3 separate regions of the Homo sapiens genome follow, and all the other regions are linked to region 3. The links are chromatin contacts, found by Hi-C or POLR2A ChIA-PET in ENCODE. All regions are on one chromosome and are shown on one strand. The core of a region is the stretch at or near the end of the contact, and the rest is flanking DNA. Distances in the headings are between cores, read along the strand shown.

Region 1 (2,764 bases), core at 24-2,523, 1.4 Mb after region 3:
TGCTGCTGGAGGAAAACTAGGCTGATTCAGAAGGTCTCACCACTGCTCCCTAGCACTGACTAAAGTCCGGGATGTCAGACTATGAGGTCATATATCACAAGTCTCTGTACGCCTTTGATCCCCAGTTTCCACATCAATAAAATGGCGGTAATCATATCTGACGATTGGGCGGGATTCTATGAAATAATGCGCACAAAGCTCTGGCAAAACCCTATGTAATGGAAGATGTTACTGATGACCAGCACTCAAGTCCTTCCTCCAGCCTCCGCATGGAAAGTTCCCAAGTGTCCCTAGAAGTCTGGAACACTCTAATGTTGACTGGAAAGAATAAGATGGATCTCTTTTTCTGATATGGAAGCGTCCCAAATCCAGTCATACCAGCTGGGAGGCAGTGCCCGCTAGCGGTAAAAAGCATGGATTTTGGATTTGGACAGATCCCCCTGAATTGAAGGCACAAGGGAAACCACTTGTGCCTCTGGCCAAGTTAATTTTTCTCTCCAAGCGTCAGTTTCTCCACCTGTTAAAAAGTAACGGCAAACCTACCTCACTGGAGCTTAATAAGGATTAAGTGAAATAATGCAGGTCAAATATCCGAGCCTTGATATATATAAGCCTCATGTGTATGTGTTCCCATTTATGTAAAATAACAGTGTAAGCATATTCAAAGAAAGCAATTCAGAATGTACTCTTAAACTAAGCAATGGTTATCTTGGTGTGGGGAGTTGGGGAAACCAGGGGCCTGCCTTTTTCTCTATTATATAATGCTGCAAAGTTTGATCTTTAAAAAAGGACATTAAAAAGCCCAATTGTACTTTAAACAACACAAGTTTTAATACTTGGGTAAATAAATGGCATCTAAACAAAGAAAGAAACTGAAGGCAGAGCCAGGCCCAACCCTAGGAGACTGAGGAAGCGATTCTGCTTTGCCTGCCCCCAGCTCAACCCCTGCACTAAAACCCCCCGGCCCCAGCCCCAAGGTCCAGGGGGTTGTATTCCTGGGGGCGACCCGGCGCCCCTCAAGTCTCCCTCCTCTTGCACACACACACACACAAACCAGACTCGAATCCCCGCCTCCCAAGGGAAAGTGTTTTTTAAGGTCTGTTCCAGGGCCTGCCGGGGCCAGGGACCGAGGTGGGACTGAGTGGCCGGAACTCCTCCACCTGGGAGAGTCGGTCCGGGTAGCTGCGGCCAAGCTGAGTCAGCCCGGCGGGCGGCGCACGCGGCGCCGCGTGACCCGCAGCCACGTGACCCGCGCGGGGCCGGGCCGCCGGCGCAGTCGCTGCAGCCGCCGCGGGAGGCGTCCGTGTAAGTGGGTAGCAGGGCTGGCGGGGACCTTCCTCGCGGGCCGGAGCGCGGAGCGCTGCCCCAGCCCTACGGCACTCGGGGTCGGGACCCCGGGGAGCCGCCCTCACACATTTTCCAGGAGGGATCGGAGGGGCGATGGGGTGGTAATGGGGGTGGGGGACACGCTGTACCCCACCGACGACCGCGCGGGCCACCTTCGCCTCTTTCCTTCACACTCCCACTAACCGCAGTGCTGGGGGAACAAAATGTCCTCCTTCTGGAGCGATTACCTTTTCCCTTTTGTGCTTTGGGGGAAACTGAAGACCCAGAGGGGTTCGCAAAGCAAGGTGGGCCAGTAGGAAGACCCCTCCGCTAGTCCAGAGAGAGCACACAGCTCCCCAGGCAGAGCTCATTGCCCCACCTGCTCTAGTGGCCCAGCATGATCCCATGACCTCTCTACTTCTGGAGGAAGAGTCTTGGGGTAGACGGCGGGGAGGGGGTAGGGTATCCCGTTCCGGTAGGGGCAGGGATGAGGGAGGCGGGGCTGAGCCGAGCATCTATCTGGATGGTAACAGCCAACGTAGAAAATACTAAGTTGTTTACATGCATTCTCTCATTTCATATTACCCGTCGTGAAGTCTGTGAAGTAGGTACTATTGTCCCAATTTTTACATAGGAGGAAACGGCTCAGAGAGAACTTAGGTCCTTTGACCGAGGTCCTGCAGGTGGTAAGTGAAGGAGCTGAGATTAGAACCCAGATCTGCCCCCAGTGGCGCCTCCTCGTGGTCTGTGGGTGGTGGAGACGACTGGCCTAGCCTCTTAGCTCCTCTGTGAATAGAAAGGCCTTTTTCCTGGCTCAGACAGCTTGGGAAGGGGATTGTTGCTGGGTAAGAGAAGCTTCTCCCACCACCTCCATCTCTTTCTCTGCCCCTTACCATTGATTCCTTTCTGTCATCCCCTCTCCCCCACTGCAGGACAAGATGAAGCTCATCATCCTGGAGCACTATTCTCAGGCGAGCGAGTGGGCGGCTAAATACATCAGGAACCGCATCATCCAGTTTAACCCAGGGCCAGAGAAGTACTTCACCCTGGGGCTCCCCACTGGTGCGTTCTTGGATGGAGAGGGTGCCGTGGATAAGGGTGGAGAGAGTAGGCAACAGGGGCCAGGTACACCGGCTCACTCAGCCAAGGGACTTCACGGGGGCTCTGGGGTACTGGTGCTGAGAGAGCACCTTCCTGCCCCTTCCACATACAAAGGACCCAGCTTCCCTTATGGGTTGGTTTAGTCGCTGCCTGTCCCTGCAGAATCCTGGAGCAGAAGGGATCTTGGTTGGCAGGAAGAATTTGATTTTTAGGCTACATCCTAAGTCAGCCCTGTCCACCAGGGTTTCTTAACAGAATTAAGTCCTGATACCCTAAGGCATTCATTTTATGTAATGAATTAATTTCTCTTCTCTGCATCTAGAGGGGTACCAGCTAA
Region 2 (2,968 bases), core at 260-2,759, 1.3 Mb after region 3:
CATGTGCTAGATCCATGTGCTCTGAAGAGATCTAAGGATTAACTGCATTGCCACAATTTGGGCCGTGTTTATAAAACCAAGAAGTGAAATTCTTAACTAGTCATTTTGGGAGTCCAAGCCTGAGTGGGGACGGATTGCAACACATGGCTGATGATAGCAAAACAAACCAGTAACCGGCCGGCCGCACCAGGGTTAATCTACGTTTTCATCGTACTGGCTGGCTTTCCTTACTTCTAAAATATAAAATTGTAGATCGTCTAAGATAGGACATTTTATTTGATAAAAGGAGGATTGACATCTGTATGCACCGAAAGCATCTGAAACATGACAAACACAAGCCGTTATTTGCGGTTCCAATCAACATCAGTTTACCACCTGGCTCAATTCCCACCATTACTGTATGTTAGATTAACACTTCCAAAAACCCTGCAGAAGGTCTCTAAATTTCCTGGGGGAACTTAGCTACAGACGCGGAGTGAAACAAGCAGCTCTTTTCCCTGGGGCCTCAATGTATTAAATCAAACCCGAGAAAATGATCCAATCATTTCCTATACATTTCCTCCCCAGCTATGCCATCAAATCTCTTAAAACGTCACTTCCAAGCATTTAAAATACACCCGGCACACGCCCTGCAGACTTCATCGTAGCTCTCCCTTTTGGGGCATCACCACAGCCAAACATCGCCTCTTCCAAATCTACTGCAAACTGCGGGCTTGTCTCTTGCTTCATTTTTTACTTTTGTCTTAAAACGGAGGCGAGGGGGATGGGTTTCGACAAACTAGGCTCTGAAACCCTGAGCAATAGCATCTTGCTGTGGGGAGCTATCGGCAGCAGCAGAGATTTTAATCTTTTCTCTCCACCCAGTTTCCGTTTCATGCTTTTTTCTTTCTTTCTTTTCCAATGACATCAAACCAAAGGTGGAAAAATGAAAAACGAATGCCTCAGATCGATGCCGCCTGTGGGTCGCGGGTTCTGACTCAGGGACCCGCCCGCCCTGGGAAATGCGGGAAACGAGGCCGGGAGGAGGACTTTCCACCGCCGGAGTCCCACCTGGGGTCGCAGACGGGCAGGCCGGGCCCGTGGCAGCCTCGAATCCGAGCCCGGGGCCCGACCCGCCCCTCCAGGCCCAGCGCGGCCTGCCAAGCCCCGGCGTCGAGTTGGCCGCGGGCCGGCCAGAGAGGCCTGAGGCGGCCAGCGGGCAGGGCAGAGCCAGGGACCGGAGTTCGGGGCTGGAGTCGGGCGCCGCTTACCTGCTGGTACCGGCTGCCGCAGGCCGGCTCGACCGCCGCCAGCGCCGCCAACGCCAACGCCATGGCGCAGCCGGCAGCAGGGAAGCAGAGCGAGCGAGCGAGCTAGCTGAAGGGGCGCGGCCGCTGCGGCTTGGGAGCGCTGGGAGGCCGAGGGGGACGCGCCTTGGGTGGGTCTCGATGGCCGCCGCCGCTCCCGGGCGAGACGCTCTTCTCAGGCTGTAAGCACCGCCGCCGCCGCCGAGGCTCCGACGCGGCCCCTGGGGAAGAGGCGGGGACTACGACGACGGCGCTGCGCCGCCGCCCCACCCCCGACTCGCGCCGCCCTGCCCGGCCCGGCCCGGCCTAGCCTAGTCCTGCGCCGCCGCCCCGAGGTGCACCGGCCCTGGTGTAGTTGCTCCGACGACCTGAGCCTCCGAGGCTCAAGTGTTGTATTCGATTCCACTAAAAACGAATTACTAACAGGCCAGCCCAAAGCAAGGGCGATGCTGCTGATGAGCACCTCGTGCCAAGCACTGAGCTTCACCTACGTGCCCTCATCCAGCCTTCAGCACAACCGCCCTGACGCAGGGACCACAACCCCATTCTCGAGGTCGTTGGCAACCAGAGAGGTTGACAATCTTCACAGCAGCGACCTGATCCCTCGTGTCTGGCAGCAGAATCGTGGTTCTTATTCACTCCCTTCTTTTATCTGCCGTACTCATAAACCAGGGGTCAGCCAGCGACAGGGAGGGGGCCAAATCCGGTCTGCCACCATGACTGTGAAAAGTACATGAAATTCAAGTTTCAGTGTCCATAAATAAAGTTTTATTGGAACACAGCAGCACCCATTTGTTTGGTATGGCCTGCAAACCCTATAATACTTGCTATCTGACATTTTACAGAAAAAGTTTGCTAACCCTAAATCCTTGAGAACTGCTTGGATCTCAAATCCTACTTAGGGTGGATGATTATAATAGCATCCTCATGTTTATGCCATCCTTTAGTATTTTAACAGCCTCATCTGCGGAATCGGAAACAATATTTTCCAAAAAAGCTCCCTGACTCGGTGACATGAAGTCAAAACTTGAAGGGTTTGGCCATGCTAAAGGCTTTCCCGACCACAGGAACAGGTGCAAAGGGCGGTCCAGAGAGAGATTGTCTTGTGGAAGAACAGAAAGGAGGCTGGCATAGCTGCCATATAGGAGATACAATTATCAGTGTTTCACAGATGAGGAAGTTATGCCCAAAGAAATTAAATATCTCACCCAATGACACAGAGCTACTAAGGGGTGAAGCTGGAATACAACTCCATTAAGCCAGCTTTCTTACCCAGTATTGCACAACTAAATTATAAGCTTTGTGAAGACAAGAGTATTTGTCTTTTAAATCTTATTACCTCCCAATGCCATGTAGCACAGTATAGCTATATAGCAGGCTTGCAAGGTCTGTTTCTTTCACACCCAGCCATCTGCAATTGCTTCTACCCACATGTCCTACAGAGAAAAACAAAATCTTCCATCTCTGAAGCTTGTTGCAATTCCCATTTCTTCTTCATTGCCTTTCCAAGTTGGCAGTGTAGAGGTTATATTAATATGATTATTGTCTTAGCTTCTAATTTTGAAGTTTAGTTAATTATGTATTTTAAAAGAGAACTGTGTTTAGAACACACCCTGAGGTTTCTGTATATATGAGAAAATTGTAATCAATAAAAACTCTAGATGTTTACCATCTTCACTTTG
Region 3 (3,004 bases), core at 479-2,978:
GGCTTCCGGGACGCGCTTCCCCAATCGTCTTCAAGATGTCAGAGCAGGGGGAGCCGCCGTCAGTCTGAGCGCGGCGGGAGGTGAGAGAGTGGCTGTGGCCGAGCGCCCGAGCAGGATTAGGTGGAGCTGCGGCAGCCCCCGCCCGTGTCAGGAGCTGGCAAGCGATGTCACCTGTGGGGGCGCAAAAGTTACCTCCCCAAACCCTAAACCCACACAGCACAACCTTTCCCAGAGTCACAAAAATCATAATCTGTGCCGCACAAGGTAGGAGGCTCGGTCCCGGCATCGTCCAAGCCTTCCCGACGCGGCGAGCTGGGGAAGGGAGCTGGGGCGGGGGCTTCCCGCACGGGCACCCCTCGCCCCACGGCCCTCTCCTTTCTCAGGACGGACCACGAGTTCCCTTCCCCTTGGACTGAGGGGGAAGCTCCTAACAGGAACATCTGTAGGGAGTTGAACGCTGGCATTTTAAAGCTGCCTGTATTTTGTTTTATTTGTAGGGGCAGGGGTCCTATGAACGTGATAGGGTGAGCAACGCACAGAGTCGAGGGCAGCAAATGTCAAGATTCGGGGGTGGGGCCTGCACCGGGAACTTGGACGCGGGCCCTGGCCGGGGTGGAAGAAGAGGTCAGGAGTTTCGGAAGGGGGGCTATATTTCGCCAGCAACTTACTATTTCGCCTGCAACTTGCTTTTAAGCCTGCCGCCCCCTGCTTTCCTTAATCATAATAATAAAAAAAAAGTGCAAAGAAATCCAGCTCGCTGGAGGTTTTGCATTTGGCGTGCAACTTCCTTCGAGTGTGAGCACATTGGGCGGGAGGGGTGGGGGTTGAACTTGGCAGGCGGCGCCTCCTTCTGCCGCCGCCGCCGCCTCGCAGACTCGGGGAAGAGGGTGGGGGACGGTCGGGGCGCGGGGGAGGGTGGGTTCTGCTTTGCAACTTCTCTCCCAGTGCGAGAGCGCGGCGGCGGCAGCTGAAGACCCGGCCGCCCAGATGATGCGGTGGTGGGGGACCTGCCGGCACGCGACTCCCCCCGGGCCCAAAGTACGTATGCGCCGACCCCCGCTATCCCGTCCCTTCCCTGAAGCCTCCCCAGAGGGCGTGTCAGGCCGCCCGGCCCCGAGCGCGGCCGAGACGCTGCGGCACCGTTTCCGTGCAACCCCGTAGCCCCTTTCGAAGTGACACACTTCACGCAACTCGGCCCGGCGGCGGCGGCGCGGGCCACTCACGCAGCTCAGCCGCGGGAGGCGCCCCGGCTCTTGTGGCCCGCCCGCTGTCACCCGCAGGGGCACTGGCGGCGCTTGCCGCCAAGGGGCAGAGCGAGCTCCCGAGTGGGTCTGGAGCCGCGGAGCTGGGCGGGGGCGGGAAGGAGGTAGCGAGAAAAGAAACTGGAGAAACTCGGTGGCCCTCTTAACGCCGCCCCAGAGAGACCAGGTCGGCCCCCGCCGCTGCCGCCGCCACCCTTTTTCCTGGGGAGTTGGGGGCGGGGGGCGAAGCGCGGCGCACCGGGCGGGGCGGCCACGCCAGGGGACGCGGGCGTGCAGGCGCCGTCGGGGCCGGGGTGGCGGGGCCCGCGCGGAGGGCGTGGGGGCAGGGACCGCGGGCGCCCCTGCAGTTGCCAAGCGTCACCAACAGGTTGCATCGTTCCCCGCGGCCGCCGCGCGGCCCCTCGGGCGGGGAGCGGCCGGGGGTGGAGTGGGAGCGCGTGTGTGCGAGTGTGTGCGCGCCGTGGCGCCGCCTCCACCCGCTCCCCGCTCGGTCCCGCTCGCTCGCCCAGGCCGGGCTGCCCTTTCGCGTGTCCGCGCTCTCTTCCCTCCGCCGCCGCCTCCTCCATTTTGCGAGCTCGTGTCTGTGACGGGAGCCCGAGTCACCGCCTGCCCGTCGGGGACGGATTCTGTGGGTGGAAGGAGACGCCGCAGCCGGAGCGGCCGAAGCAGCTGGGACCGGGACGGGGCACGCGCGCCCGGAACCTCGACCCGCGGAGCCCGGCGCGGGGCGGAGGGCTGGCTTGTCAGCTGGGCAATGGGAGACTTTCTTAAATAGGGGCTCTCCCCCCACCCATGGAGAAAGGGGCGGCTGTTTACTTCCTTTTTTTAGAAAAAAAAAATATATTTCCCTCCTGCTCCTTCTGCGTTCACAAGCTAAGTTGTTTATCTCGGCTGCGGCGGGAACTGCGGACGGTGGCGGGCGAGCGGCTCCTCTGCCAGAGGTAAGAAGCGAGGCGGGAGGGGGCCGGGGCGCGCTCGCTCCCCCGAGGTGCCGCTGGGACCGGAGACAACTCGGGGGCCGCCGCGGGAGCCTACAAACTTTTATTAGCCTCGGGGAGTGGGGGTGGGGGGCTGGCAAGGGCCGGGCGACGGTGACGAAAGGGCAGCGCGCGGGTGACAGCGCTGGCCTCTTCCTCTCCCTCCGCAGGCGTCCCCTGGCCGGGCCGAGGGGGAGGAACCTGACCTCGGACGGCGAGCGGAGCCCTGTCGAACTGCCGGGGGCTTCGAGCCTCTCATTCCTCGCGGGAATCCTGGCCTCTTTTCTCCCCCTAGTGTCCCCTTTCCCTCCAAGGGGGTCGCCCGACACCCGTTTTCGTGGTGAACGCTAAGCCGCGTCTGAATTTTACTCGCCCGAATATTTGCACGCCACCCCGGCGCGCCCGAGCGCGAGCCCGGGCTCCGGGGAGGCCCCGGCGGCGCCTGGCTTGAGGAGGGCGTGCGGGGCGCGTGAGGGTGCACACGCGGGGGGCTGACAGCCCGCAACTTGGAGACTGCGGCCGGGGCCGGCGTTATCTGTTAGAAGTGGGCGTGTCGGAGAGAGAACTCAACAGGTCTGGACGTACTTCTCTTTTAACCTCGCACTTTTTTCTCTTCTCCACCCCCGCCCCGCAAGGGCTTGCTCTTTAGCGTTTGTTGTTAATTCGCGCCTGAGGTTTCTAAGTGGCCCCTTTTAGAAAAAGACCCCCTGTAACCGTAATGGTTTTGTGCTGCGATTTTTACAAGTGCTAGTTTGACGTTTGGGG

Evidence for each region. A loop is a pair of places that touch in the nucleus more often than their neighbours do. ChIA-PET counts read pairs that join two places held with the same protein, here RNA polymerase II (POLR2A). Pooled maps may share reads with other maps.
Region 1: a loop to region 3 is called in a pooled map, with 16 times the contacts of the local background. The contact joins the promoter of GNPDA1 here to the promoter of NR3C1 in region 3. A Hi-C loop is called at or near these places in 1 of 37 single-sample maps with no recorded cell type and 6 of 50 pooled maps. POLR2A ChIA-PET finds 5 or more read pairs at or near these places in 1 of 52 experiments (activated naive CD4-positive, alpha-beta T cell).
Region 2: a loop to region 3 is called in a map of CD8-positive, alpha-beta T cell, with 5 times the contacts of the local background. The contact joins the promoter of NDFIP1 here to the promoter of NR3C1 in region 3. A Hi-C loop is called at or near these places in 1 of 168 maps with a recorded cell type or tissue (CD8-positive, alpha-beta T cell) and 8 of 50 pooled maps. POLR2A ChIA-PET finds 5 or more read pairs at or near these places in 1 of 52 experiments (T-cell).

What each region holds. Positions count from the first base shown.
Region 1 is chr5:142,011,536-142,014,299 of GRCh38, reverse strand. GNPDA1 (glucosamine-6-phosphate deaminase 1) reads left to right here and starts at 1,273. Exons shown (of 7, transcript NM_005471.5): 1 at 1,273-1,305; 2 at 2,259-2,388. The coding sequence starts at 2,265. RefSeq lists a cis regulatory region at 1-6 and silencers at 1,148-1,417, 2,089-2,148.
Region 2 is chr5:142,107,320-142,110,287 of GRCh38, reverse strand. NDFIP1 (Nedd4 family interacting protein 1) reads right to left here and starts at 1,509. Exons shown (of 8, transcript NM_030571.4): 1 at 1,251-1,509. The coding sequence starts at 1,313. RefSeq lists silencers at 1,080-1,149, 1,220-1,349, 1,410-1,679 and an enhancer at 1,257-1,758.
Region 3 is chr5:143,402,410-143,405,413 of GRCh38, reverse strand. It overlaps NR3C1 (nuclear receptor subfamily 3 group C member 1), which reads left to right and starts at 1,728. Exons shown (of 9, transcript NM_000176.3): 1 at 1,728-2,203. It overlaps LOC128966704, which reads left to right. Exons shown (of 2, transcript XM_054328421.1): 1 at 1-80; 2 at 498-748. The coding sequence ends at 528. RefSeq lists enhancers at 1-59, 1-132, 533-672, 713-782, 60-827 and silencers at 833-2,102, 2,343-2,422, 2,633-2,732.